Regions from separate parts of the Homo sapiens genome. Here region 1 is linked to region 2. The links are chromatin loops, found by intact Hi-C in ENCODE. Cell type or tissue: Caco-2. All regions are shown on one strand. Links, peaks and the distances in the headings refer to the core of each region. The heading gives the core; the rest is flanking DNA.

Region 1 (15,513 bases), core at 4,731-12,730, 120 kb before region 2:
AAAAAAAACAGCTTTCAGAGAAAGAACATACAGAGAAAGGCTGTGTTAACTCCTGGTTACTCAGAACTTCTATCTCATATCCCTGCCAGTGAGTGTCTGGCGATAACTCAAGTCCCACCTTCTCAGGAGTTTGTATCAGTCAACGGCAGCTGATAACATTATCATGTGACAACTCCATAGAACACTGTGTTCTCCCGCATCTTAGAGGAACCGCTTACAAACTACACATTTGCCTTGGGTTACAGGGGTCAGAAAGAGATGAGCAAGTAAAAATGTTTAAGGCTGCATAGTGAATACAACACTGCTATGTTAGATAGAAGTTATTTCTGTTCTAACTATTTCTAGATGAAAAAGAAATATGAATGAAGTTTTCTTAGTGGCTCATTCTCTATGAGGCAATAAAGATACGCCACATAATCACTTTCTTAATCCTCTAATGAGTAGTTTGACTAGCCTTACCACTGTAACTATGCCTCTGATCATTTTTCTTTCTAATCCATCCTCTACACAGCTACCTAAAACACAGTTCTCAGTTATAAGACCTTCCAAGGCTCCTACTGCCCACATCTAAAGGAATAAACTGCTTTAGTATGGTGTTCAGTGTTGTCCCCACCATCTGGCCCCTAACTATTTTTCATGACACACCACCACCACGACCACCACCACAATTCATTTTACCACCATCAAAATACCTACCAAGCTTCCAGTTCCCTGAACCCACCCTGCCATGCTAAGGTATTATAGCTGCAATAACCCTTAAGACCACCAAGGAAAATCTTTCCAGGTCCAGCTCAGATGTCCCCTCCAAGAAACCTCACCTGAAACGTGCCTGAAACATGTGCTAGACATGGAGTGTATGAAGAGGGGTAAGCCAGACAGCCAGGTGCCCAGAGCCCACTTCACCAGACCAGCAACTGGGAAAGACCACAATATTATAAAGTGAAACAAAAAGTACTATGAATTAAAAACAAGTCACTTAGTATATGAGGGGAATGATGGCTTGACTCTTAACTAGGCAAGCAGCATGAGCTTCACCATTCTGTCCTGGTCTCATAGTTCTTTACTTCATGTGTCAGGGAACCGCCCACAATCAGACTCTGCTGAGTTCCCTGTGTAACAGACTACAAGCCTCTTCAAGGTACAGTCCATGTCTTTCACATCTTGGTATCCCATACACTTAAAGTGTAGATGAGATTTAATGGAGGCCAGGCATGGTGGCTCATGCCTGTAATCCCAGCACTTTGGGAGGCCAAGGCGGGTGGGTCACTTGAGGTCAGGAGTTTGAGACCAGCCTGGCCAACATGGTGAAACCCCGTCTCTACTAAAAATACAAAAATTAGCCTGACGTGGTGGCACACACCTGTAATCCCAGCTACTAGGGAGGCTGAGGCAAGGGAATTGCTTGAACCAAGGGGGCGGAGGTTGCAGTGAGCCAAGATCGCGCCGCTGCACTCCAGCCTGGGCAACAGAGTGAGACTCTGTCTCGAAAAAAAAAAAAAAAGGAAAAAAAGATGAGATTTAATGGAGCCTGAACTTGCTGCCCCCAACTGTGACCTAAATAGACTGCTACCCACAGGCTCTCAGGCGCCCACCATGTCCTGCCACTCATCTTGCAGGCATTTGTCTTTTCTTTCACCTCCACATCTAGTTATGTTGCCTTCCTATACCAACAGGTTCTCATCCACTACAAGCAAAACACAAACTCCTTAGTCTGGTACCTAAAGCTAAGAGCCCACTCCTGTATAGGGCTCCTCTATTCTAGAATGTGGCTCTTCATAGAGTTCCCCAGACCACTGTCATTCTTTTCCAAAGATACCTCCATGCCTTTGTGGAACCACCTATCCTTACATGTTCTTTCTCTTCTCTTTTACCTGCAAAGTCCTATTCATTCCTGTATACCCTACCTGGAACACTTCCTCCCCAATGTCTGTGGGAGCCATCCAAACTGAGTTAGTCATTTCCTGCTTTGTAACCTCAAGTACTGAGCATGCACCCCTGCTACTGCTGCACTGCCATTACTTATCTACAGACTATTCATCCACCTCCTAGAATAGTGACTGCTCCATGGTAAAGCACCTGTCTGGTTCTCTGTGACCCCAGATCTGGTAGCTATTAAGTACGTGCTCAATAAATAGTTTTTTTTTTTTCCTTTTTTTGGAGATGGAGTCTTGCTCTGTTGCCCAGTCTGGAGTGCAGTGGAATGATCTCAGCTCACCTCTGCCTCCTGGGTTCAAGTGATTCTCCTGCCTCAACTTCCCAAGTAGCTGGGATTACAGTTGCCCGCCACCATGTCTGGCTAACTTTTTGTATTTTTAGTAGAGACACAAGGGGGTTTCACAATGTTGGCCAGGCTGGTCTCGAACTCCTGACCTCAGGTGATCTGTCCACCTCAGCCTCCCAAAGTGCTGGGATTACAGGTGTGAGCCACTGCGCCCAGCCATTTTTTTAAAAAATAAATTTTACTGCATATATTTGAAGTTTACAAAGTGATATTGAGATACATATAGATAATAAAATGGCTACCATAGTGAAACAGATTAACATAGCTATCATCGCATAGTAATTTTTTGTGTGTGACGACAATAGTTAAAATCCTCCTAAAAGTGTCTAGCATAATTCTAACTATAGTCCTTATGTTGTACATTAGACCTCTAGACGCATATCTGCTACTTTGTATCTTTTGACCTACATATCCGTTTCCTCTCTCCTCCTCTGGTTCTTAGTATCCTCTGTTGTTGTTTTTTCTCTACTCTGTATATGTATGACTTTTTTTTAAGATTCCACGTATAAGTGAGATCATGAAATAGTTTTTTTCTTTCCGTGTCTCGCTCAATAAATGGTTTTAATAAATGAATGAAGGAGCTCACCTCTTTTGTATAAAGAAAATCCGAAGAAAAGATCTAGAAAAAGATTATGAAAATTAGACAGCACTGCCAATATCACCTGAAATCTGTAAATCCTTTTAAAGTTGCAACTATTTCAGTGAGAAGTGGCACAATTTTTCAGACCTTTGTTCTCGTCTCTTATGACCAATGCATGCTCATTGCTTCTTCATGCCCTATACCCATGTCCCTGCCACTTCCCCAAGCCACAGCCATAGAGACCTGGTCCAAAAAAAGCTAATCTTAACATTAACCCAAGAAAGTCTTATTAATGAAAAGGTTTGCTAAAAGCACTCTATTTATTAATTATTTGGCCTTAGAGAAGTGTGAAATCCACACATTTGAAGTGCTAAACACCGCTAGTTTATAATGAAGAATCTTTAATGATGCAATGCTGCCGATTTCTGGTTTTTTGACTCAAAGGTATGACTGCCTAGATTCTTCTGAGGAAACTGGACTTATGAGCTGTGTGAACTTGGGAAACTTGCTCAACTTCTCTAGACCTCTATTTCCTTACCTGTAAAATGGAAATAACAGTTCCTACTCTAGAGGGCTGCTGTATGCATTAGTAACAGAAAATGGGAAGGCTCTGGCACCTTCTGGGGCTCTAAAATGGTCCTTCAACTCTTTTTGAGATGGAGTTTCACTCCTGTTGCCCAGGCTGGAGAGCAATGGCACGACCTTGGCTCACTGCAGCCTCCGCCTCCCGGGTTCAAGCTGTTCTCCTGCCTCAGCCTCCTGAGTAGCTGGGATTACAGGCATGAGCCACCACGCCAGGCTAATTGTTTGTTATTTAGTAGAGACAGAGTTTCCCCACGCTGGTCATGCTGGGCTCGAACTCCTGACCTCAGGTGATACACACGCCTCGGCCTCCGAAAGTGCTGGGATTATAGGCATGTGTCACCACACCTGGCCCAGTTCTTTAACTGTAATGTAATGTCACTGCACCAGGTTTATATGTCTTCGTTGCTTGAACTGATATATAGGGTCCTAAAAGGGTTGAAAAAGGTTTTCTGTTCAGGACACCGTACTACATGGCATCTGGTATAAACCCATGATGCTTCTATTGCTAATGTTGTTGAAATTGAACATCTTTTCCAATCTTTGTATCTTCTTCAATTTTCAAAATGACATGGTCCTAAAAATTGTTTCCAAGTAAACAGAGCACTTATTGTGATATCTTAACATTAAGAGGGCACTATCTTAACATTAAGAGGGCACAAATCTTTTAATTTGAAATAGATTCTCCACTGAATAAATAGCAGGAATGAGGTTTTTGCCAGAAGGTAAGTATAGCCAAAATTCTTAAAATTTGTGACAGACTGTATAATTAAGTCTATGAATAGGCTGGAGGTGTTGCATTAAACAGCATGTCCCTCACTGGACGTCCAGTATTTAGTTCTTGTTGTAAAAACAACTATCACCAGAAGAATTCTATCAACTTCTGAAGCTACTACAACAATAGCTACACAAAGGTAAGTTATGCAAGCATTAAGTCAAAATGGCATGCTCAGGGATGACTTGCTGCTTAGAAAACATGCTGAAGGAGTATCTAAATGTCTAGGCACTCAGTAATCTAATAAAAATATGAAAAGCATGATGAGAAGGAATAACATTTTTAAAATGAACTCAAACTGAAGAAATTGAAATTCAGGGAATAAGCTAAATGAAACACTATTGCGGAGTTTAGAGATGGTGGGAGGCTATAGAAAGTTGGGCTTTTGCAGGGAACGGTGGCTCAAGCCTGTAATCCCAGCACTTTTGGGAGGTCCAGGTGGATCACTTGAGGTCAGGAGTTTGAGACCAGCCTGGCCAACATGGCAAAATCCCATCTCTACTAAAAATACAAAAAAATTAGCTGGACACGGTGGCATGTGCTTCTAATCCCAGCTACTCGGGAGGCTGAGGCAGGAGAATCGCTTGAATCCGAGAGGCGGAGGTTGCAGTGAGCCCAGACAGTGCCACTGCACTCCAGCCTGGGCAACAGAGCGAGATTCCATCTCAAAATAAAAAGAAAGAAAAAAAAAGCAAGAAAGTTGGGCAATGACATGCACTGTGTATCTACTATGCACCAGCACTATGCAAAGCACTGTGCTTTTTTTTATTTTATTTTTTTGGTGAGGCAGCGTCTCACTCTGTTGCCCAGGCTGGAGTACAGTGGTGTGATCATGACTCAGTGCCACCTAGACCTCCTGGTTTCAAGCAATCCTCCCACCTCAGTCTCCTGAGTAGCTAGGACTACAGACGTGTGCCACTATACGCAGCTATTTTTTTTTTTAATTTTTTGTAGAGATGGGGTCTCACTGTGTTGCCCATGCTGGTTTTGAACTACTGGCCTCAAGCAATCCTCCTGCTTCAGCCTCACAAAGTACTGGGATTACAGGCATAAGCCACTGCACCTGGCCAAAGCACTGTGCTTATACACCACAAATTTAACCTTCACATTCACCTAATTCTACCTAGCTCAGCATTTTATACATGCTGAAACTGCAGTTCAAAGAAGTTAAGAAACTTGCCCAAGTTCCCAAACTAATTAAGCAGTGGAGTCGGGATTTGAACCCAGCTTTGTCTTCCAAGTTCCTTAATCCTTAACATTAGACCAACTGTTAAGTGTTTAATGAGAACAAAATCTTAGATGGCGGCAGAATCCAGCCATGAAATGGACTGAATTGTACACACATCACTTTAAAGTTCTCTAATTTCTCATCCACAATACAGAAGAATAAAGCCTCAACTCTCTAAGCATCCAAGGCCTACATAATCTGGCCCCAAGGCACTTTCCTCTCCCATTCAATAAAATTTATAGAATATTTTCTGTACAAAAGGAATTAGGCTAGGCTCTAGAAGAGAAACACGCTGGAATAATACACACTCTCTGCCCTCAAGGAGTTTATGGTCTAGGAAGAGAAATGAGGCTAGAAGCCAAACAATGGTAATCAAAGACGGAACGATTAGATGGATAGATGTACTCAGGAAGGGCCTGAGACAGGTGCCCAGAGATGTTTCCTCCTAGGGTTGCCATGCTCTGGCTCACTGACCCCACTGCCCTAGCCACATCAGACCTATCTCAAAACTAGAAGCAGCCAGAGGTAACCCCATACCAGCTAGTCACGACAGAGAAAGCAGTGGCCTATGATATAGGGTTCCCACTGGAGATGATGACCAAGCAAACCAAGAAAATCACCTTCCTCAGTTGAGCTTAGATTCAGGACAGCTGCTTGGTTTTTCTTCTCCTTTTAAATTTCTAGGCTGGGCACAGTGGCTGACGCCTATAATCCTAGCACCTTGGGAGGCCAAGACAGGAGGACTGCTTGAGGCCAGGAGTTCAAGAACAACCTGGCCAACAGAGCAAGACCCGTCTCTAAAAACTAAAATAAAATAAAATAAATTTCTAATGATCTAGGTAACACATGAACACATTCTATCCGTAAAAAATTAAAACGTTACATGGGCAAATCAGTTTTTGTCTTTTCTCCTGCCACTCTCTACACACACTTCTGTCTCTAAAAATCCTTATTCCTGTCATGTTGGGTGCTATTTCCTTTGTGTGAAATGGCCACCACCCCCACCCCCACCCCACCAAATCTACTGAACAATGAATGATTCCTGAGCTGCCAGGCCTCTGCAGCTGGCACTTCCTCCACTCACTCCCCAGCAGTGGGCTGGGTCTGCCCCTCCTGCTCACCATACTTTGTGCACACTGCTAGCACAAGCTTGCTACACCACATTCTGCCTGTTTTTGCTTTTTCCTTGGCAGATTGTGAGCTTTGTGAAGGCAGGACCCACATCCTACTCCCAACTACTCCATCCTCCCAACCTCTGGCCCTGCATGAAGAATGTGCTACTTAATGATATTGCTACTGTTGACTTGAGTCTCTCCCTGAAAGAAAAAATATCTGAATATATGACATCATGGCTCATGGGACGCAGTGACTGTCTTCTTTGAATGGGCAGGCAGAAAGGGAGGGGGAAGCCGCAGGAAGACAGAGAAAGCACTGTGTTGGCAGGCACTGGGGATGCAAAGAAGAATGCAACAGGGCTCCTGCCTTCAAGGAGCTCACAGTCGTGTTGGATGCTTATGGAATGCAGAAATACCCATGAATCTTTCCTCTTCTTAAGCTCCAAGAAATCAAAGAGGAAGCCACAAGCACAGCTGAGACAGACTGGCAATGAAAGAGGACATGTGGCTGTTTTGTTCCCTAACAGAATGAACCTGGAAAGCTTAAAGCCCTTCTTACTTCAAAATTAGCTCAATCTTCCCTGTTTTTAATTCTTGTGATCTTCATCAATTTCAGATTTAGTATCCTACTTCAATCCACCACTGACAGAGAGCATAACATTCAGCATTTAATTGAGAAAAACAAATTTTCTAAGAAACACCTCAACTTGTTTATAGGCAGAATAGGTAAGAATGAACTGGACAAACGGAAGTCAGACATGCTAACTCAGGGCCTTATTCTCAGTACCCACAATATTTTCTACAGACAGAAGGAATATATACAGTCAACACAGCTTTATCTGCAAGCTCATTCACCACACAGAAGTTTGACTTCTAAAAAAAAAAAGGCAGAGCCCAAACTACTTATGTGGCTCGGGCCCTGAATGTTGCTTTGTAAAGATATCTCAGAGTGAAATTATCCAGCAAACCCTTGTGTGGATAGAAGGTTCCACAAGTCAACAACCGCTTAAGCAGTTTAAACCAACAAGCAAGATGCCCTCTATTTAAATGCTATGAGTGAATCTATTTTAAGCCTTTAAAAATCCTTTGGGCAGGTGTTTAAGCTGTGCACAGACTGAGCCTGTGGAGGCTCTGGGGGGTGGGGGAGGGCGGGCTCCACTCTCCATGCAGGCAACATTTTGTTCAGACAATCTTCCTGCAGCAGGTCATGTGACAAAGGCCAAATAAACAGCATCTGGGGATTTTCAATTACAGACCTTCGCCCAGCATGCCTGCACTGTAATCTCTACCAGATGAGGCTCAGGCCTCCCTATTTTCAATAATTCACACACTGTGTACACATAACATGACAATAAGTGCATTCATGGTGTGGCCTGATTCGCAGATCAAAGCTAGCAAAGGGCCAGCTGTAAGCATGCTCGGCTGCTGGATGATTCGTGCCTTTCACAGGCTTGGAAAGGCGCTCCGCAGGACCTGGCAAGCCGGCCTCTTTCCTGTGTGGTATGCTGAGCAAACTCTGAACATGAGCGGGGCACAGCCCCCTGGGACACCCAGAGAGGCGACCAATTCTATGTGCATTTGGGAGTACTGGGAAAGATTCAAACACCAACCTACTCCACAAGCTCCCTCTTGGATAGACTTGTCTTGGCTAGTGCAAGACACGTGCAAAAGGCCACCGCTAAAAGGGGCAGGTGGTTCTTGAGATGAAAACTGTTTTACAACAACAGTACGGTTTCCACACTTAATAAACCCTTAGCCAGGTGCAAGTGCTCAAGTTCACAAATCCACTGGCTGTGCAGTTCCCATTTAGCCATCACACACGTGTACACAGACTGAGACACAAACTACATGGAGGTATATTGTTAATGCATGTCACAGAGCTTTGGATCTGGGAAATGAAAGAGGACGCTCTGTTGTTATTACTGAATTCCCTACACATTAACTCAATTAACTCCTGTGCTAGACTAACACTTCTAGCTACTGTGTGTGCGTGTGCGCACACACACACGATAGTGCTTTGAAAGCATTCAGAGTTCTCAAGTCCACAACATTCCAAATGTCTCTTTCCCTGCAGAGAGAGCTGCAACTGGAGAAAATAAGGACACCACTTCCTCATATAAAAATTCTAGGCCCGGCACAGTGGCTCATGCCTGTAATCCCAGCAATTTCAGAGGCCGAGGGTGGATCACTTGAGGTCAGGAGTTCAACAACAGCCTGGCCAAGATGGTGAAACCCCGTGTCTACTAAAAATACAAAAATTAGCCGGGCATGGTAGTGGGTGCCTGTAGTCCCAGCTACTCAGGAGGCTGAGGCAGAGAATTGCTTGAATCCAGGAGGCAGAGGTTGCAGTGAGCCAAGATTGCGCCACTGCACTTTAGCCTGGGCGACAGGCGAGACCCTGTCTCCAAAAAAAAAAAAAAAAAAAAAAAAGATTTCATACACGTCAATCAGGGCAGGAACCAGGAGAAAGCCATAATGGTGACTTCCTTGGAGCCAACACATGCTGCTCACCAGCTGTGGGCTGTGTGTCCTTACCCCCTTTGCTCACTCATTCAGAATGGTTTCCTCTTAATCACAATAATCCCAAAAGTGCTAAAACATATCAATCGTTGGGTAAGCCCTGCCTACAAAGGGCCAGCCGGCTGGCTTTTATGGTCTTGTCCAACAGCAGCTGATACTTCATTCAGTAACAAATCCAATTTAGCAGTTACAAGAGGTTTAGCATCCCTGAAAAAAATATTGGGGTTGATCTGGCACTCTGAAGTCAGCAAATGCTCCACTGCCATATTGCTGTGGAGATTTTTCTGTCGTCATATTTGGATGTCTATAACCAACTGTCTCGCACCTTCCCCACCCCTGCCCCCCAATGATTTGATGCTGGTGGTGGCAACAATTTAATCCCTGGATTAAAAAATATAGGCAACAAATCACATGTGGAAACTGACTGAATAATGTGATTTTACCATCATCCCCTCAAACATAAAAAGGGGGAGGAACTGGCTTTCCTTTTCAAACAGGAATTTCTAACACGTTGAAAGAAAAAACTATGAGGAAAAGGTGATTTTACTCTAATCTCTGGACTCTTAGTTCTTAAGAGGAAAAAGAGATAAGCAAATGTGAAGTTTTTAACCTTGGATTAAAATTTGTCTTCTTAAAAACAATGGCGGCACTACCATAAAGACCTTGTAACTAAATTATTTACATTTATTTAAACATTAAAATGCTAAAACAAAAAAAAGCTTTAAGTCATGATGGGTGAAAATAAGAAACTGGCATAAAGAAAAGTTTCTGAATATTTAATGTACATTCTTTACAGTTTATATAAATTCAAGTTAAAAGAATCTCCAAAGAAAATAACTTGAATAATTTAGCTATAAGAGGACTTCACAACCAACAAAATGTCATTTTTAAGCAACAAGGTAATTTATAAAGTAAAAGAAAACGGAAATGATCTAATAGGAACATGGGCTGATTATTCCTTTAATATTAGGCTTCGTGGTCAATGGTTGGTTATTTAACCCGGCTCCAGTTTTAATAACAAAAAAGTGACCACAGAAACATCTGATTTTTAAAAAGAACAAGTTTTCAGCGCCATAAATGAGATGCATGCAATTATGGCTGGCAAGACATCAACAATGAAATATTCCATACATGGAGTTATTTCATGTGGTTTTAAAACTTTATTCTTTTCTCTAGACTTTTTAAAACACAAACTGAAAAGTAAAACAAAATAAACAACCAAACCCTGCAGATTTGAAAAGATTTAGCTTTTGTGAATAACAATCCATTAGATTAATATTTTGTCAATGTCACTTGTCACAACAAAAGCAGCAGCATTTATAATTTACTCTAAGACTGGTTTAATTAAAATTCAAAAAACCACAACAAAGCTATATTGAATTTCATTTCCCGCATTGTAATTACTTACTTCGTAGCTGACTATAAACAGTATTTTATTACATCCACAAAAATGCGTTTAAAAACTAACAGTAATTCGTAGACACTGGAAGAACTGAGGGAACAAGTCCTGTCACTTCTACTTTGAATAGAGTGCTACTTTCTACTTTAGTGTGACATAAGGAACGAGGATGCATGATCTTTTCCAATCTGAGGGGATCTATAGATCTGACAACATTACCTACCCTTAGAGCTGGGCTCGGACTCCTTGTGAACACAGATTTGGCAGAGCAAGATCTATGTGCACCCTCCCAAGACCAAGAAAGGGCCTGACTTGGCTCAAATCCAACAATGAGACAATAGAGGCTGCCAGGCATGATGGATGACTTAAAGGACTTAAAACCACCATTTGCATCCTCCCAGATAAACAATTAGCTAGAAAAAAAATTTTTTTTTTCCTGGAAGCAACTTCCAATGCTGTTACTCTGCCTAGCAGAATAGAGTTAGTTTAGTGAAATTAGAACAAAATTTGAAAATGTCTCAGACAAATGTTCTTAAAGTATCTCACTGGAATTAGAAGAAATAAACCATTCATTTTAGATTTTTTAAGTTTAGAATTTTAAAAGTTAGAAAAGGCTTTGATGCTTATAACTCTCTTAAAGTTAGTGTCAGAAGGTTTTCAATATATTTACTTAGTTCATTTTTGTATTCCTTCTTCCTTCATTTGAAATCCATGTAATTCTTAAAGGCAGCATAATAAAAAAAAATTCACTTATTGGACAAGGCAGGCAGGCATAAACACGATTTAAGCATGAAAAAAAGGAAACGGCCTTCAGACATGCTTGCCAGATAAAAATCAGTGGTTCTGAACCTGCATACAAGCAATTTTCTGGAGCTCATGAAGACCCAGGAGAGAATGCTTGAGAAACGACAGAGAAATCTCTTAAAAGTCACCCTGCATTTCTCTAGAATGAATTTACAGGACAGGCTAAGAGTATCTCCGGAAGTTCACCAAGCCTCCATTAATAAATGAGGCAGCAGTGTGGTTTCCGTGGCAACAGACTCCTAACTCCCGCAAGCTTAGTGCACAACTGCCAAAGATTTCTCCTCAAATCTCAACTTCCTGTTTCCAGGTACTGACAAAACCAAACATACTTTTAAGCCCAGGGAAACAGCAACAGTGTAAGGGTTTTCAATAGGTATTCTCGTAACGGTGGTTTGGTCAAAAGTGAGGTGGACTAGGCAGCTCCATCTTGCTGCAGAGATTTGGAGAACACTTTTAAAGGGAGCTAAGAGCCCCCTGAGAACGTTCAGTGAGTTAAATACATTTGCTGTAATATTATAATGTGTTATGACAAGCTATATATCATTATAATAGGTTCCCATGATTCACATTTGCCTGTTTTGTTTTGTTTTGTTTTGTTTTTTTCCTCTGCTCTGTGGAAATGATTTGGGGGTTTGGGTAAGCTTGATTCAGAATTCGGCACATGAGGAAAGCCGACTACATTTCTTTAACATATGTAACCTTGAGGTTTATAGGAGAGGTCACGATACATTTTAAAAGAGACCTTCCCAGACTATTTCATATGAACGGGTAAGTGTGGAAAAGTACAGACGCTAGGAGTCTGCCATTAGCAGTCACTGACTCTAGGTAAAGTTATCAGCCTTTGTGAGCCTCAGTTTCCCCAAAGGTCTCATACCCTATAATGCTATGATACCACGATAAGCCCTAGCTACTTTTACATTCCTTCCAAACACATGCAGAGAACACCAGAAAGCACTAGTGTGCTTCGATTCTCCATCTCCCATTTCCCTCTAAACACTGAAGGAGCTAAGCTACCAGGGTGCAAACTGAAGGAAGATGGCATATCTCCCAAAAAATGCAAGTAGCTGAAAGAAGGGCAGCTACCATGACAGCAGCCTGGAGGGGGAATGTGGAGGGATTCTCAGAAAAGCCAGAGAGAATTCTAAACCAACCCCTCCAAGAACAGCATGAAACCGACATTCCCCATTGAGTTTCCCTTGGAGAAAAATAATCGAGAAAAACTGTACTTATTCTTTATGCTAAGGCAGCGAACACACTTCCTAACCAGCATCCATCCCCACCATCTCAGGAGCTGCACTCACAGCAGACAGAGACTCTCTTAAGCCAGTAGCTTGCTAAGCACCGATTATAGGCATGGCCTGGTGGGGACAGCTAAGAAGACCAAAGGAGGGAAAAAAGACAGCTCTTCTGTACCCACTGAGCTTACATTCTATCCATGGTGTATAAGAGACGCAGGTAGGAAAAGAGGCAGAGCCACAGAGGCTACATATTTTTCAGGATTTCCCTTTTAAATTCTGTTCCTTTTCCCCTTTCACCTATGAATAAATCTGGGTCTGTGTCCCTCTCTGCATCCATAAAATAATGTAACTTCCCACATGACTCACACATGCACTGCCCTTAGCGTATTTTCATGTTAAAAGGCTTTAGCAGACAGTAACAAATTCCTGACAGCTACAACTGATAACTTGAGATGAGAAAAAGTATTCCATTTCAATTTTCAGACAGGTCTGGCTTGGGAACAAACCAGCTGAAGGACAGGGAGGGCAAATTTCCAGTACAACTCTCCCTATAAAAGCAATAAAGTTACTACCAATGGAGAGCAATCAAATATCCACCAGAACTCTGAAAGCCACTGGGTATCTCATCCCACTCCACTCACAGGGGCCCGTGCAGAAAGCCACCATTTGCATATAAACTTCCCTATGAAGTCTATGCCTTAGTTTTTCTACCTCAGAGAAAAATGAGAGGCTTCTGATAGGAATGGGGCCCCTTCAGCCTCGAGAGAAGATCTGCAGAGTTGGGAATATCTATTAACATAGACGGCACTTCCAAACTGCAGGAAGAGCACACAGCCGAACCCCAGACCTAGGCCCCCAGGCTAAGACACGGCCATTTATTTCGTGAAAGTGAAAATGAGTAAAAGTTAAGTGAAAGACTATTACGCAGAAACGATCAACCCCAGTACATGAATTTGGACTGACCTCTTTACAATTTAATTATAGGAGGTTATATTTACCAGCACAACACTGAATATGGCCTCTTAACTCTCACAAGCTTCTCATGGCTTCTTCTGACTCCCCATCCTTACACAACCATTCCATAGTGAAAACATCCATCTCTCAGACTCATCCACCTTCCACCCTTCTTGCCTTGGCCCGATTTCGTTTCTGGTCTTTTTTTTTTCTTTTTTTTTTTTTTTTGAGGCAGAGTCTCGCTCTGTCGCCCAGGCTGGAGTGCAGTGGCGCGATCCAGGCTCACTGCAAGCTCCGCCTCCCGGGTTCACGCCATTCTTCTGCCTCAGCCTCCCAAGTAGCTGGGACTACAGGCGCCCGCCACCACACCTGGCTAATTTTTTGTATTTTTAGTAGAGACGGGATTTCACCATGTTAGCCAGGATGGTCTTGATCTCCTGACCTCATGATTCACCCGCCTCGGCCTCCCAAAGTGCTTGGATTACAGGCGTGAACCACCGCGCCAGGCCCGTTTCTGGTCTCTTAAAGCTGCCTCCGAACTGTTTTCCTTACTTTCCATCTGTTCCCACTCTCACCCTTCCTTAAGGCTACAACCAGAAGGATCTTTCTTAGATTAATGAGTCTTACCACATTACCTTCAATGTGGGCTTTCTATCATATAGTCCCCTACTACACCTAGAATGCCAACTCTTGTTGCTGCCTGCAAATTTCTATTCATCTTTTAATATCCAACTGAAACAAACCCTTCCATTACGCGAAGTTAGTGATTCCCTGGTCGTGCTCCTTACGTTCTGAACCTGCTCTGATAACCCCCGCCACATTCTGGCATCACTTCTTTCCCAACCAACATCTCTACTACTCCCTAAAGTACTACTACACGGCAGGAGCTTTATCCTGTAATTTCTGTTACCTCAGTCCCCAGGACACAGCCTAGCACCTGGGACATAATAACTGTTAACTGAATGGACAGGCCAGAAACATGTGGACAGAGTGGATGCAGTATTTCTTTCTGAAGCTCGTGATCTTCAAAAAGAGCTTTGTTTTTTGTTTGTTTGTTTTGTTTTGAGACAGAATCTCACTCTGTCACCGAGGCTGGAGTACAGTGTCACGCTCTTGACTCACTGCAGCCTCCACTTCCCAGGTTCAAGCAATTCTCCTGTCTCAGCCTCCCGAGCAGCTGGGACTACAGGCGTGCATTACCACACCCGGCTAATTTTTGTATTTTTAGTAGAGACGGTGTTTCACTATGTTAGCCAGGCTGGTCTCAAACTCCTGACCTCAGGTGATCCACTGGCCTCTGCCTCCCAAAGTGCTAAGATTATAGGCGTAAGCCACCATGCCCGGCTCCCAGTTTTTTTTTTTAATAAGTAAATTGGAATGAAAAATATTGTTTTGAGAAAAAAGAATATTTGGGAATTGTCCCAAGTCTATGAAAAACAATGCTCAGAGTTCTGTCCTAACTTGCTTGTGTGGTGACGTGTCTTTTGTCAAAAGGAATTTATAAGTCTGTTTCCCCAGTTTGAGCGGCACAGATTTTCTGTTGAGAAACCATTTTATGTCACGTGTGTGGTTTCTCATCCAAGCTTCCTAATTGCAAAATATTATCACTCTATAACCAACAAGCAAACAACGAAAATATTTTTAACTGTACTGCCTGGGCTTAGAGAAACTCTCTTAGAGACTTTAATATTAGAGAATCAGAAATGTTTGGCTCTAGAAAACACTTTAGAGACAATTTCATCTAACAATTTCAATTTTGCTGATGACAAAATGAAAGCAAAAAGAAACCAAAAGACGTGCACAAGGCCACAACACTTGTGGGTTTACTAAGAATATCCTGACTCTGAAGCAGTGCTCATTTTAAAACCAATCTATAATAAACTTTTGTTTTACATGAACGTTTTACTTAAAATGTTAAAATTTATCTTCAAAGTAATCCCATCATTAACATTTAGTAAACACATGAAACATGTCTTTAATTTGCTGCCAGTATGATTTGAATCCAAAAGTATTCTTAATTAAAGAAAACCAATTCAG
Region 2 (15,513 bases), core at 2,406-10,405:
CCTCCAGGATGCGTTAGAACTATGTAGGAAAGGGGCCGGGCATGGTAGCTCATGCCTGTAATCCCAGCACTTTGAGAGGCCGAGGCGGGCGGATCACTTGAGGCCAGGAGTTCGAGACCAGCCTGGCCAACATGGTGAAACCCCATCTCTACTAAAAAATACTAAAATTAGCCGGGCATGGTGGTGTGTGCCTGTAGTTCCAGCTGCTTGGGAGGCTGAGGCATGAGAATCACTTGAAACTGGAAGGTGGAGGTTGCAGTGAGCCATGATTGCACTAGTGCACTCCAGCCTGTGCAACAGGGCAAGACTCTATCTCCAAAAAAAAAAAAAAAAAAAAAAAGAGCTATGTAGAAAAGCACTGTAGGCAAGCCTCCATAAAGTCATGGAGTACAGGCTTAGCTCCTCCTGAAAGACCTTTAAAGTTCCCTCTAATCTATATACTCCAATTCCTTCAGCACTGCTTGAGCCATCGCTGCTCTAGAAACCACAACACCTCTATTTCTCTCATACAAGTTCAATTCTCAATCAAGTTTTTAAGACCTACCTCTCTCGGTTCTCTCACCAAACTGGAGCCAAATGGAATACCGTTAGGAAAAAAAAAAAAAAAAAAAAAAAAAACACTCAACTGGGAATCAAAAGTTTCAAATCCCAATGGCACCACTGGAAAGAATATACCCTTAAACAAGTCACTTTAATCTCTAGAAGCCTCAGTTTCCTCAACTATGAAATGGCAGTAAAATTTATACAACCTCACAAGGTTCTGCTGACAATTCAAGACAAAGCCTGGGAGAGTGTTTTGTAAACAATAAAGTGCTATACAAGCAAGAGACAATTTACTCCTCCGTGCATAACCCTGAACAGCGACTGGTACGTCATGGCCGTTTAATAAATGTTTTATGAGTGATAAATGAGTCCTGTATTAACTCAGTATGATGAACCTCCTGATACAGGCTTGCTAACATGTATTAATAAGTACTAATAAAACAGGAGGGAAGTTGTGGTCACCTATGTTAGACCCAGTTACCTTAGGTAATACAAAGTTAAACTGGCTGTCTTAGTGCCAGGCATTGCAAAGCCTTTAATATGCTGCGCTGTGAATCTGCAGCGTGTGGATGGAATAAGCAACACATGCAGGCATTATTCACCTGGGCAAACCCTTTCCTCAGGGCATCTCATAAGATATGAGGAGAGCAACATGCCTTGAGAATTAGGGACCCAGTGCATTCTCTATCGTGAGGGCATTTCAGCAGAAGTCGGATAGCCAACCATCAGGGAGGCTTAGAGATCACACAGGGTTGGAAGCAGACACAACTTTAATGCTAGCATCTCATGATTCTACACCATGGCCCAAGCACCATCTCCACAAGGTCCTTCATTCCTCTCTCTAGCTTTCTCCTGACCATTTATCATACCACACAATATAATGAATGGATTTTCTCCAGTTTATAAGGATGAGTCTTGATTTTTCACCATGATTACAAGTTTTAACAAGAGAACCTAGGTTTCCATCTTTCTCCACAATCCCTAGTGCACGCTGAGCACCTATTACAGACTTACTGATGATCTCACTGAACCCTAACAGACCCCTGCTACTTCAAGTGTAGTCCATAGACCAGCATGGCATTGCCTGGGACTTTCTTAGAAATGCAGATTCTTAGACACTGTCCCAGATCCACTGAATGAGAATCTGCATGCTTAACAAGATGTCCAGGATTCAGAAACACTAACAAGGTGATGCTGACGCTGCTGTTGCACAGACTACCCTCAAGCAGCAAGAGAGAGGCCTGGGGAATCTCGTCCACATGATCTGAAAGCCCAGAAAAGGGCCCTAGTCATTCACTCATTCACTTACTTATTCAGTTATCCACTCATTCAATAACTATATATGAAGTTCCTACATTGTGTGAGGTACTTTTCCAGGCACCAAGTCCTGTTCTAGCAGATGTCACTGAATGGCAAGGCTCCTCTAATATTAGAGAGAATCACTCATTACAGCTGCCTGCCCTCAGAATTCAGCTAAAAACAATGTAAGCACTTCTAAAGTCCAGCTCCTCCAGCTTTGCAGGTGTCAGGGCTGATACCTCTTCACAAAACATCCAAGAAACCACCCACACAATAGCCATGGTCCAATGGTTTGGGCACAACCCCTTTATATTTCTACAGGTGCTACATTCCAAAAAATGTTTTTTCTTATAAAGCATGGCAAGAATTCTACACTTAGGGAAGAAAAGAGGTTAAAGAAGGGCCTTATTTTTCCCTGGGGAGAGAAAAGACTAAAACCTCTTTCAGAGAGGTTTACATTTTTAAAATGTATTTATTTTATCAACCACAGGCTTGCAAGTCAAACATCTCCTCAAAGACATTTTGCAGACAGAGATATTCTGGAAACACACTGGAGGCAGCTTATTTATCTGCCGCTATTACAAGACTAGCCCGAAGGGATGAGTATCAGATGCTATCTCCCACTGAAATGACTGTCTGCCTGCCAACTCTATGCCAGGTCACAGCTACCTTATACCCCTCAGATACCCCCTGCTCAGTGCTGCCGAATTGTCTCTGCCCCACTGGTCCTCTGAGAGCCTTCCAACTAACCGGGGTCATTCTCTATCAGGGAGGGCTATCTGTGTGCTACACCTTTGAAGTACATAAACCAGCAATGAAAAGTGTAACTAATATACAGGTGCAACATTAATATCGAATGTTGCCACGGTGTTAGAGACCCCTGGGGACTGGCAGGATCCTATGCAAACTCAGATCCACAGTCTCACTGACCAAAAGAGAATCACAACAGAGTGCACTCCAGGCAGCTACAACTGTCCCTTAGCTCCCTCCTTTGCTGTCTTTAACTCAGTCATCCTTTAAATCACGTTTAGCAGTTAGGAACACTATTCAGGTCTCCCACAGTCCTCAGGCTCACCTCTACTACGGCTTGGTCACACTGCATTCTGTCTCATTCCCAACTGAGAGCACCTTGAGGGCAGGGGCTGTGTCCTGCCCATCATCATCCTACCAGCCCAGCAGATGCCTGACACACCCAGGTTTTCAGGAAACAGTGGTATAATGGCAATTCATTCAAGCATTTAATGAGTGTGGAGTTTCAGGAATACAATATGAAATACTTGAAGATTTAAAAAAAAAAAGATATGGATATTCCTTGTTGGCCTTTGGAGACTAAACAAAACAAGGAACAAGGACTATGAAAGCCTGGATACAAACTTGCATGTAAGGGTGAGGGAATTCCTAGAGTAGAGCAAGCCAAGTGCAACAGAAAAGGAATTTTCTTATCTACGGCATCTCACACAGATCCACTCCCACTCTGTAATTCATTCTGTGCTGAATGCATTTCCCACACTTCGACCTTCTATTTTATAACTGGCCAGGTTTCTTGTCTGTCTTTTGAACTATCGGTATACAGTACAGAGTATGGTATATATGGCCTTAATCCCAAATTTTTATTACAAAGAGAACCATGGATCACAATGGCTTCATACTTAATATTTTTAAAAAATGCTTTTCCTAGGCATTCTGACTTTATCCTCAGTCCCCACTGTGGGATGGGTGTTAGTTAAGGGGATGTCAGAAACAGGGCAGCAAGGTTCAGAGATGCGAAGCGCCTACCACAGACTATGCCCCAGGGCCCACAGGACCCGATTCACAGCTCTTCATTCTAAAACCCCCTCACTCCAACAATGGAGCTGCCTCTCCTGCGTCAGTCTCTCCATCCAGCATCCCCACCCACAGAACTATAATGTGAACCACAGTTGTCATTTTACAGTTTCTAGTAGACTCATTTTTTGTTGTTGTTTTTGTTTCTGTCGCCAGGCTGGAGTGCAATGGTGCCATCTCGGCTCACTGCAACCTCCGCCTCCCAGGTTCAAGCAATTCTCCTGCCTCAGCTTCCCAAGTAGCTGGGACTACAGGCGTGCACCACCACGTCCAGCTGATTTTTGTATTTTTAGTAGAGACGGGGTTTCACCATGTTGACCTGGCTGGTCTTGAACTCCTGACCTCAAGTGATCTGCCCGCCTCAGGCTCCCAAAGTGCTGGGATTACAGTTGTGAGCCACCACACCCAGCTGACTCATTCTCAGACATAAAAAGAAACAGGTGAAATTAATTTCAATAACTTATTAACTCAACACATCCAAAAATTATCCAACTTATAATCAATATAAACAAAATTATACATTTGTTTTTTGAAACAGAGTCTCACTCTGTCACCCAGGCTGTAATGCAGCGGAGCAATCTCAGCTCACTGTAGCCTCAACCTCCCCAGGCTCAGCCTCCCAAGTAGCTGGGACTACAGGCGCATGCCACCACGCCTGGTTAATTTTTGTATTTTTTGTAGAGATGAGGTTTCGCCATGTTGCCCCTGCTGGGCTCAAGCAATTGGCCAGCCTCAGCCTCCCAAAGAGCTGGAATTATAGACATGAGCCACCGTGCCCAGCCCAAAATTGTTCATGATGTGTTTTACTTTTTTTCCCCCCATACTAAGTCTTTGAAATTCAGTGGTCATTGTTTACTTATGACACATCCCAACCCAGATTAGCCACCTTCCTAGTGCTGAATAGCGCACAAGGTTGGTGACTCCCCCAGTGCACAGCACAGGCCTAGAGCAACCACTTCTTACATGCATTTAAGTCTCAGAGCCTAGTATCTGCGGTCTCCAAGCACATACAACCTTTTACCAACTTCAGTTGGATTTGAGAATTATGACGTCCCAATTCTCAGCCAACACAGCCTCTCCATTTTTAGAATGACATTCAGCAACATCCTTCAAGTCTCACCAGAGGTACCACTCTTTCAAGGAAACCTTCCCTAACTACCTTCTCCCACTCCAATAGTTATGTGCCCCACCTATGTGCCTCAAGCTACCCTGACTTCACTCATCACTGCCCTTACCATGCCATGCTCATTCCTGCTCAGCCGTGTCATCTGCTATTTTATGTTCCTTGAAGACAGGACTGTGCCTGTTTCATTCACAGCCTAAGCCTTATCTCCCAGCCCAAAACTGGCTCAATAAATATTTGTTGGACGCGTGGAAGGATGGTTGGGTAAATGAATGGAATTCTTCCCAACACAAAATCTCTCACTCTAGGCCATAGTTTCCTCATTTGTAAAATCTCCATGGTTCCTTCTGGCTCTGAAATTCAATAAAACCATGCACAGTGATTTGTGTTGCTTACACCCGGGTGACAGGACTGACTGGGACATATGCACTTAGCCTTCCTGTACAACCAGCTCGACCAGGCATCTGACACAGGAAGGAAAACTTCTTAGACCACAATCTTCAGGGTTTCTTTCTCAGACCACTGCAAACATTTTGCTTTTAAGTCTCCAGAAAGCATCCTGTGAATTTCCTGTTATTCTACTGAACTACAGAAATCTGTATATTCACTCACATATTTTTTAATTTTTTTTTTAACTGATACGTAATACTTTACGTATTTATGAGGTGCATGTGATATTTTGTTACATGCATGGAATATGTAATGATCAAGTCAGGGAATTTAAGGTATCCATCACACTGAGCATTTATCATTATTATGTGTTGGGAACAATTCAAGTCCTTTCTTTTAGTTACTTTGAAATACACAATACGTTGTTGTTAACCATAGTCACTCTAGTCCGCTGTCAAACTCTCACATGACTCTTGAAGAGAATTTATATATTTCTTATGCAGAAAAAGTTTCATTTTGTCCTTAATGAATGAATGTTATAAAGAAATTGTAAGGTCAGGTTTTAGACTCTAAAGTCCAAGGTTTTGTCCCCACTACCTTTCCACCGGCTAGCTGCTTGATCATGGACATTCCATTTAACCTCTGTGCACCTCGATTTCCTCATCCATAAAGTGGGGTAACAATATATCCAATTCAGAGTTGTTTTAATGCCAGAAAGCCTTACACACTGTAAAGGGCCAAACCAACTTTAGTTACTGTGTAAACTATTTCTTCTGAGGCATATCAACAGAGTGACAACACAGCCACCACCAAGCCCAGGCCTGGGGAACTCAAGCAAAGGCCAGAGGAATCCCATGTGTACTCCCAGGCTAAAATCAACCAGGCCCCAGAATCCACAGCCTCATAAAGCAAAGCCCCAGGGCACTGCCCAGGATCAAGGTTAGGGAGCAGCCCCGGAAGCACAGGCCTCGCCAGGTGAACCAGGCACCTGGCCTGGCAGGTGGGGAAGGCTGCCTACTGGAGCACAAAAGACCAGTACAAAGGAGCCAGCCTTCCAAGGAAAGGAGGGGCGAGGAGGAGAGGGCAGGGAGAGGATGGGAATTCCCATCCCAGAGTAGGGCCCCCACTGAGCAGGAGGTTCTGCCCTCAAGACAGGCCAGGGAGCCGGAGAAACAGCCTCACTGGCCTGTTCTTTCCCCTGCAGTGTTTCAAAGGCACCTGAACTTTCCCAAAGGGGTTCTGTCCATTTCAAACAGGAACTAGGCTTGCGTGTGCACGCGCATTTTATGATTTCAGAAGAAAGCACTCGCATTCAGAGGATGAGTCATCAGCACTCCTTGTCAATTTGCCAGCGGCCTGCCCCTCTTCATTACAAACATAAAGATAAAAGCTCTTGCACTACATTAGCTGGCATACGCCTCCACAGACAGTACAAATAAATTAATTGTGCCTCATCTCAAACAGCCCGAGAGGTGTGCGGGAAGGGAAAATGTGATCCATCTTGTTTCATTAACAAATTAAATTGAAATCGAGCCTCGATCATTCTACTTTATGTACATAGACCCAGTTATTCTGCCAATATCGGATTCTCCTACTATGCGCATAGTGGGGCAGCATTACGGAGAGCCCACGAGCTCAATAAACTACGTGCACACCCAAGAGAGTGTGTGTCTTTCTCAGTGTTTGTTGCGGAGGGGACAGTGTGGCCTCAGGGGCCACTGGAAGGCTAGACTTGGGCTTGGCATCACCATGAAGGAGCCTGGGGAATAAGAATCATCTATCAAATGCTGAGCACCACTGCAAAGGGGAATGTGTTTCAATCATTTACCCCAGGCAAATAAACAAACCAGTTCAGTGGCCATGGTATGTATAGGAGAGTAAAAGAGTTTGTCATCAAGCGAACTCTGTCATACTGAGGATGGCGAGCATTCCAGAAAGAACAAACTTATTCAAGACCAACTTGAAAAACAAGTTGGGCTCCCTTGCACCACAAGCCAAGATTACACCCTCAAACACACCTTTCTAAGATTTCGTGGGAGACGTTTGCTTTTGCAAAGCAGTTACAGGCAATGTGTTACAATACTGTGATTTTCTTTATCCTCACTCTGTACTACATAATTTAGGCAACCTACATTTTATAAGTTGAAGGAGCATGACTAAAAGCTGATCCTTTTATGTTTTATCTCCAAAAAGACAACAACAGGGCTTACAGGGGAGGAGGGAAACAGGAAATGGGGGGATGGTAGAGGGAAAGAACAAAGGAGAATCTAAGGAGAAGAGGAAAAGCCCCGCTACTCTCCAAATACCGCCCTATTAACTTATGACCTATAAGGAAGTTAAAATCACGAACAGTTAATCCAACCACAAAATATGTCCAAAGTATTTATTTTACAGATGAATTCTGGGTTTGGTTTTTGTTAGTTTGGTTTGTTTTTTCGCTGTAAAATTCAAGAGTCTGAAAAGCTCTACACAGAAAATCTGACCTCAACCACAGCTAGGTCCTGACTGTAAGAAAACAAAAATACTAAGTAAAATCTCAAAACATAGTAAGTAAAGCCATACTCAACCTTGTCATAATCCAAGAAATATCAATTAAACGATGTGCACCATTGAGCCAAACTTTTGTAAAAATTATACTATCTAGTGCAAGCCAAGATGCTGAAATTGGTACCTTCACGCACTGCTGGTGGCATCATAAACTGGTACAACCCTTTTGGAAAGCAATTTAGCAATATCCATTGAGAGCCAAAAAAATAATTGTGCCCTTTAACCCAGAAATCCTGCTCCTGGGAATTCACCCTAAGGAAAAAATCCACAATAAGCACAAGGCCATATCCCAAAGTATTACTTATAATAGCACAGAACTACAGAAAAAAAAAAATCTAGATGTCCAACAGTAGATGAATGGTTAAGTAAATTCAGCCTGTGGGATGATAGATTGTAAGATCATTAAAAATCATCTTGAAGACTACATAACCATTTGGAAAGCATTTACTTAAGGTTTACTGAAAAGAGCAGAATACAAAATTGAGCCTACATATGATTACAGATACAGAGAAACATGCCTGCATACAGACAAGGGCTAAAAGTTAAAATGAAAACAGTTGTGTTAGGGTACTGAGCTAGTTCTGGATGAATTTTTTCCCTCTTTTGTTTGACTGTCTTTTTTGCGGTTATAGTGTATTTTTGTGAAAAAAAAAAAAAAAGAAAGAGAGAGAAATCACAGGGTATATATGCAGCGACTCAACTCACATTCAAATAATCCATCAGGAATTTGGGAAACCAATTTGTATGTTATTTTTTAGCATGGACCAAAACCTAGCCCTAGAGTCTCTATCCTATACTCTGCCTGGGTCTTTCCAACCATATCTCTCAGCATTACCCACCTAGCAAGGCAGGCTGATGAGGAAAGGGATGTTACCGGATGACCTATTCAAGGCTGCCTGCATGAGGTTTCTTGAGGAACAGCGAGTGTAGAAGCACCTGGCTCAGTGCATGGTGTGCACTCAGGAAGGAGTCTTCCCCTCTTGCGTTCTTCTTCCCTCCCCTGTAGGAACAGCATCCATTTACTGAGGAGATGACCAGGTTTAGGAGATGTGGAGACAGGATGAGATCCCAGATCTGTTCTGTTCAAAAGTCCTGGCCCATCTTGTCACTGTAGCTTCGAATTTCAGAGCCCCTCCACTCCCTGGGAAATAGTTTCCTCCTTAAACTGAAGAGGTTAAACATTCTTCCAGCCTGGTGTGAATATGACACTGTTTCATCCATGTGTGGTTCACAGACCACCTGCAACCAATTCACCTGCACTGCAGGCTAAAAGCTCAGACAACTGGCACCAACCCAGACCCAGTGAATCAGAATATTTAGGAGTGAGGCACCTGAATCTGAATTTAACCAGCCTCCCAGGCAACTCTTACGCACAGGGATGTTTGAGAAGCACTGATCTAAGAATCATGCAAACATCTGCCAAACACTCAAACTCATACGTCCACTGTCCTATCAACAGGAAAACCTGCTGGACAGTGGGGCGGGGGGCTTGAGGAGTGGGTATATTTAGAAGCTTGTACTTGCTCAAATGAGTATTTAACCCTAAAGAGTTAGGATGTTCAAAAGGGAAGAACACAAGAGAGTGATCTATATTTTCCAGACTTTTTTTTTCTGTTGAAATAATTCCTGGGCTAACAGACGTTATCCAATTTCACATGTCCATGCTTAGCATAATGCTGGGAACATAATGTGTATTTAGAACTGTTCGTTGAAATAATGGGTGAATGAATGAATGAGTGAGCTGACAGAGAGTATCTACATCCAACTATATACAGCATTTATTTTCTTTGTTTGCTTATTAACCTGCCCCTTCTCTCCTCCCCACTATAGTGTCAGCTCCAGGATGCTGGGGATAGGGGTGTGTGCAGATCATCCTTCTTACTCCACAAAGTAACCCCAGCTGCTAGAACAGGGACTGGAGATACTGTGCCCTCATACACAGTGGTTGCATAAATGAACAGTAGGCACTCGCAAGAGCCAGAAAAAATGTGGTGCTCCTGAACCTGGTCATCTCATTAGTAAATGGATGCTGTTCCTACAGGGGAGGGAACAAGAACGCAAGAAGGGAAGCTTTCTTCCTGCACCTGCACTGAGCCAGGTGCTTCTACACTCACTCGTCCTCAAGGAAACCTCACAACTACACTGCATGGGAGACTAGTAACTAGCAACGATTAAATGGTTTGTCCAATACACCAGGCAGTAAGTGAGAGTCTGGACTCAGAACCACATTCTTCTGTCTAACTAAACACAGGGTAGTCAAACATGAAAAATAAAAGAATACAAGAAAGTATAACCCATAAAGAATACAAGGTCCAAAGGAAATCCAAGGTACACACAAGACTGAAGGTGCTGGATGAGTTAACTTCTGAGAAGTTGCCCAGAGGAAGTGTCGGGGCTGACCTCAGACAAGTCATGGTCAGAGAGTCACATTTTCTGAGGACTGTCCCTTTAGCCTGGGAATGCTGGGAGAGGGTCTTGGCTTGGCACCTTGGGGCCCATATCTGTTCCTTAAAGCAATAATGGCAGTGCTGATGCCATTCTTCAAATTATCAGCAGCAACAAACACTTCAGAAGCAAATGGGCTTTAAACTCAGACCACTTACAGAGCTCTGCTGGTTACAATTATTGGGCACCTTCCATAGCACCTCAATCTAGTCAAGAGTTGATTTTGAAATGAAATTGGCTTGGATTCAAATCCTGCCTTCACCATTTTCTGACAATGAGACCTTCACCTTCCAAGCCTCAGTTTCCTTATTTATACAGGGGAGTAATAATGCTCACCTCATAGAGTTGTTCTGATAATTAAATAATACATTTAAAGTACTCACCAGGGGCCTGGCATACAGTAAAGTTGCAGTAAATGATATCTGTTGCAGCAGTTACTATAAGCATTGTAGAATTTGATCTGAACACCAGAATTTTCCCCAAATCACAAGCATGCAGACTATCTATGTATCTATATGTTCTGCATTCTCTACTAATTTCTTCCCAGTCCACATAAAAACACTTAATGTATTAACACATGACCTTAACTGTTATTTTTAATAGTCAGAGTAAGTGCCTATTCCTCTCTCTAGAGATCTAACTTTTTAATGATTTCCACATTAGATTTAACATTAAATTCAAATTGATCCATAAAGTAGTCTAATTGGAAATTAAATATGCCATAGACATTATTCCTGACTTAATTAGCAGAGCAACATTATATAATGAGAGATGCCCCTCACTACCAGGAGAGACCAAGGCCAGAGCTCCACCTCAGCAGATTACTGGCTATGAGATCTACAAGACACAGCATGGCTGGGTCCCCCCCCAAAAAAAAAAAAAAAAAAAAAAAAAAAAAAAAAAAAAAAAAAAAACATTAGATTTCCAAACACACGCCGGTTTGCAAAGTTGAATTTTCATTACAGATCATGCCACCTGGACTATGTTCCTCCTACTCAGCCCTCCCCTCTTTCAGGAGGCTATGCCCTCAATGTTTTTTCACAAACCATAATTTTCAAGTCAGAGTTTTTTTAGCTATTAGCTCAAGATTGTATAGCTGGCCAAGTTCTTCGCAGTTTGAACCAATATCCTAATACCCCTACCCCATGTCCAACCCACGGCTTCACCCAGATTAAATTCTGAAAAGGCTGCCAAGATTTACCTCAGCCTTGGTTGTCTTTTTCAATACAAAACAAATCCCTGCCCCTAGCCTGACCTTTTTGACACAGCCCCCCGCCCCCCCTCCCCCCAAAAAAAAGGACTGGAAAGAGAAAGGGGAGAGTCAGCAATGTGCTGGAAAGTCATCTGGAGTTAAGCAAGGAGCATAGCTTAAGAGGTAGAGAGCCGCAATGTGTGGTTAGGGACTGTGGCTGAGCTGCCTGCACTCAGCAAGGCATGAGGTGGAGCAAAAGCGGGATCTCTCTCAGGAAGCTCATGGGACAGAATCTCACCCTTGTTAATGTGAGCATATAGAAGCCACTTTCCCTACTCCCACTGTGAGACAAGAGCATTCCTCCACAGGACGCAATCATTTCCACAGGATGCAGCCACCACAGTCCCTCATCCACTAGGCAGAGTCAAAGGTCCCCAGGTACCTTCCATCACCTCCCCAAACTGCTCTCATGTTTAGCTGTGGTCAGAGTCAGCTAAACACAGGCTGCGGAGGAGGGGGCTTGGGAATGACCCAAGCCAGGACTTGAGTCCTGTCCTGATTCCTGGAAATGTCACCATCAAAGAGACAGCTTCCCAACCCCTGGGAATCCCAGAAACCAACCACATTTGAAAACGCGTTGTTCAGAAGACCCTTGGACTCCCCCCCCTAAAAAAAAAACCCCAAAGTTTTCAAGCTCTTTAGATTTAATTAAGAATTATGTCCTTAAACAATTATGATGATATACATAAAGCATCAGAAAGTAAAATTTATACCACTCAACCCAAGTTAGGGTGCAGGAAGAGATTTAAGCAGGTAAAATTAGGATGAAAGTTGTTGGGATTTGATGAAATTTTTCCTTTTAAAAAAAGCCTGGGTCACAGAAAACCCAATTTAACAAAGCCATCTGAATACAACTAGACTGGCCTTGGACTGCACTTAAGAACACTACTCTAAAGACAAGAGTGTAATTAAAGAAAAAAGAAAAGGAAGGAACTGGATTCAGAAATAATACCCTTATACAAAATCAGCACATTATTATTACACAACTTCAAACTTGAATTACATCAATAATTTCACCCAAAAAAAAAAGCAACGGTACATCGAAATGTCTTTATGGAAAAACCAGGATTCTGTGAATATTGTTTCAAAACCCTTGCCCCACAGAAGCTGGAGGAAGGATACCCAGAGACCAAGGGAATGCAAGAACATAATGAGGAAGATGATGCCAACAGCAGCAATCACACCTTTCCTCTGCAGGGGAACTTCAGTTTGCAAAGCACTTTGACTTTCATTATCTTGTCATGCCCCCAAGACAATCCTGTGAGGGGCCGGGGGACACCTGATTATCTCTATTTCATGCTCTGAGAGGCTAGGGACCTGCCAGAGGTCCCACAACCAGCAAGTGACAGGTGTAGCATGAAAACCTTAGGTTGTGGCTGGGCCAAGCATCCTCCGTGAACCACTACTCACAAAGAATGCCTGGGGCACGTCCCCACAGATGTTCACATGTCTCTGTATGACATGGTGGGAGGAGACAGGGTTATAAGCGGACTCTGAATGATGACTACCAGAGCTGTGCTTACCCTCAGAGCATGAGGTTAGAGGCTAAGAAAACCACTCTTCCTCCTCTACCTTCACCACCACCACCACAACCACAAGAAAGATTCACGTGCTGCTCACTATGAGCCAGACATGGTTCTAAGCCCTTCATATCCGTTAACTCATTTCACTCTTACAACAGCCCTATGAGGAAGGTACTTCTATTAATACCCCCACTGTACAACCCAGTAAATGGCAAGGTGAAGTAATTTGCCCAAAGGCAGAGGTGAAAAACAGTGGGCCAGGAGCCAGGCAGTCTGAGCCCAGATGCTGTCCTGCTGACCGCTAAGCCATGCTACCTCACCTGAGGACTAGAATTAGTGAATTCAAACCTGCCAGGGGCCTGGGGTGAGCAGTGGGGTACAGACCCCTACTAGCTCCCTGTTAACACCACACAAAGCTTCCTTGACTTCCAGATGCTTCCCACTTTCAAATAAGCAGGTCATCACCTTCCCCTCCTCCCTCCCTTCCACTTCCATTATTGGGTTACTGCAGGAAGATCGTGTATTAAGGCAAACACTACTTTGACATAACCTAATAACCACCCATCTCCCAGCATGCGGCAAGAATGAATGCTACAGGGCACACATGCAAACTTGATTCTCCATCCAGGAGTGATTTCTGTGGAGGTGTAATTCCACTGTCCACCTTACACAGCACATCTTCTATCCATAAAACACAAAGCTTCCATCAGTCAAGACACTCAGGAATGAAGGGCCCTGCCTCCTGACTCATGTTTCAGGTGTAGCTAGACCCTACCAGTGACAGAAATTCAAATCCAATTGATCCTTTCACTTAAAACACACAATACCAAGCACACACACAACTGTAGGCAGAAAGTAGCATACCAGAGGCATACAACTGCCCCACATTCAATTCTGCTGGCTACTTATTAGCCCCGAATCACTCTGGATATTATAGTCTATGATCAGTATAACTACATTCATTACATTCCATGGCCAGACTTGACTGTTTATGGCTCATCCTCTGAAGATCTACAAATCCATGCAGGAACCTTTCTCTGTACAGCAAACTATGGTATGTGAGTTGGTACCCACATTGTGGGCAGCTGAGAGGCCAAGCCCACTACTTCGGATCCCAGCTCAGTCAGTCACCTGGGAGCAGCAGAAGCTGTGACCTCAGGGCGGGAAGCCATTCAGCGCCTATGTCGGGAACGCAGAGCCAGGCTTCTGATCTGTAATGTTCTCTGCTGATGACTTAGAAGAGGGCTGGCAAACCATGGCTCACAGGCCAAATCTGGTCTGCCATCTGTTTTTGTATGGCCCATGAAGGAAGAATGGTTTTTACATTCCTTAATGGTTGAAAAACAAAGGAATAATAAACTACATGGAGTTCACATGTGTCCATAAATAAGATTTTACTGGAACATAGCCACATCCACTGGTTTTCATGTTGTCTATGGCTGCTTTCAAACCACAACAGCAGAGCTGAGAGGTGGTGGCAGAGACCAGGTGACCTGCAAAGTCAAAAATATTTGCTATCTGACCTATACCAGAAAAAGTTTTCTGACCCCTGACTAAGAAGCAAGTGCCAGGACACTGCTAAAAATGAGACCTCAAAAATCTAAACATTGTCTGGGGGGAAAATAAAAAGGATTACTTCTTGATCACAGGTTCAGGTCCAGGGATTCAGCAGCAATGACAGAGGTCCCTCAATGGAGGGGGGAGGGATGTCAGCAGAAAAAGGGTGCTCTCCAAGGGCTGCAGGAACCCCCCCGTGAACTCCTAGGAAGTCACACTCTCTGCTGCACTCCCTCGCAGACACCTACCTGTTCTAAGACAGATGAGGCTGGATTGGGGCACAGCGATTCTGCTTGTCCGGTGGTTCCAATGCAACAGAAAAGGAGGGCAGTGGAGAGAGTTGGCCGGAGTTTCCACCAGTGTTCAGACTGCTCCCCCTCCCATCCCTCGGCCGGAAGCCGACAGACAAAGAGCCCGCGCAGGACAGGAAGCCCATCCTAAGTCACCAGGCTATGACCTCTCTGTGAGGTCTGTTCATGCAAAGGGGGCAAATGACAGTCTCAGTCTTGGGGGGAAGGTGGGGAGGGTGAGCTAGGAAATGATTCCTTGGCCAAGATTTTTACTGTAAAAAAATGAATTACGATTGTTCTTGTTGGTCTTTCCCCCATCTTCCATCGCCACCTGTTAATCTGGGAACCCCTAGAGGTGAGATTGCTAGATTCGGGAAATAAAAATGGTATGCCCCCTTAAATGTGAATGTCAGAAAAATGACATTCAAATTAATTTATTAGTATAAATTTTTCCCAAATATTGCTTACCTGAAATTTGAATCATGGGACATACACTGATTATCTGATATTCAAATTTAACTGGGCATCTTTTTTTTAATCTGATAAGCCCATCTACAACCCAAATCATTCAGGAAGTGACTCCCTGATCCCAACCCCTTCTGGCAAAGCCCCTGCAAGGTAGGTCTCCATGCCAGTAGGCCTGTCTCCAGCAGCCCCGTCTGCATCACGTGCAGCTCCCCAGAGAGACAGCCAGCCTGCTGCGGCTTCCAGAAACAAGCT

What was found. A loop is a pair of places that touch in the nucleus more often than their neighbours do. Peaks named below come from ENCODE experiments on the same cell type or tissue, not always from the same donor. Only the 100,000 strongest peaks of a DNase experiment are listed, where the experiment ranks them.
Region 1: a loop joins it to region 2, with 2.2 times the contacts of the local background. A loop is called at or near these places in 2 of 110 quality-filtered maps.

The regions. Positions count from the first base shown.
Region 1 is chr11:12,838,438-12,853,950 of GRCh38, reverse strand. All of the region lies in intron 3 of TEAD1 (TEA domain transcription factor 1), which reads right to left. Among named protein-coding and RNA genes, the nearest start is that of TEAD1-AS1, 77 kb to the left of the region's middle. RefSeq lists an enhancer at 6,952-10,166. In Caco-2, for the core only: no CTCF peak of the experiment used is centred there; DNase peaks (open chromatin) are centred at 7,900, 8,612 and 11,510.
Region 2 is chr11:12,715,522-12,731,034 of GRCh38, reverse strand. The region is part of intron 2 of TEAD1 (TEA domain transcription factor 1); the gene reads right to left. Among named protein-coding and RNA genes, the nearest start is that of TEAD1, 49 kb to the right of the region's middle. RefSeq lists silencers at 5,079-5,373, 12,955-13,124 and an enhancer at 15,184-15,513. In Caco-2, for the core only: no CTCF peak of the experiment used is centred there; DNase peaks (open chromatin) are centred at 6,454 and 7,104.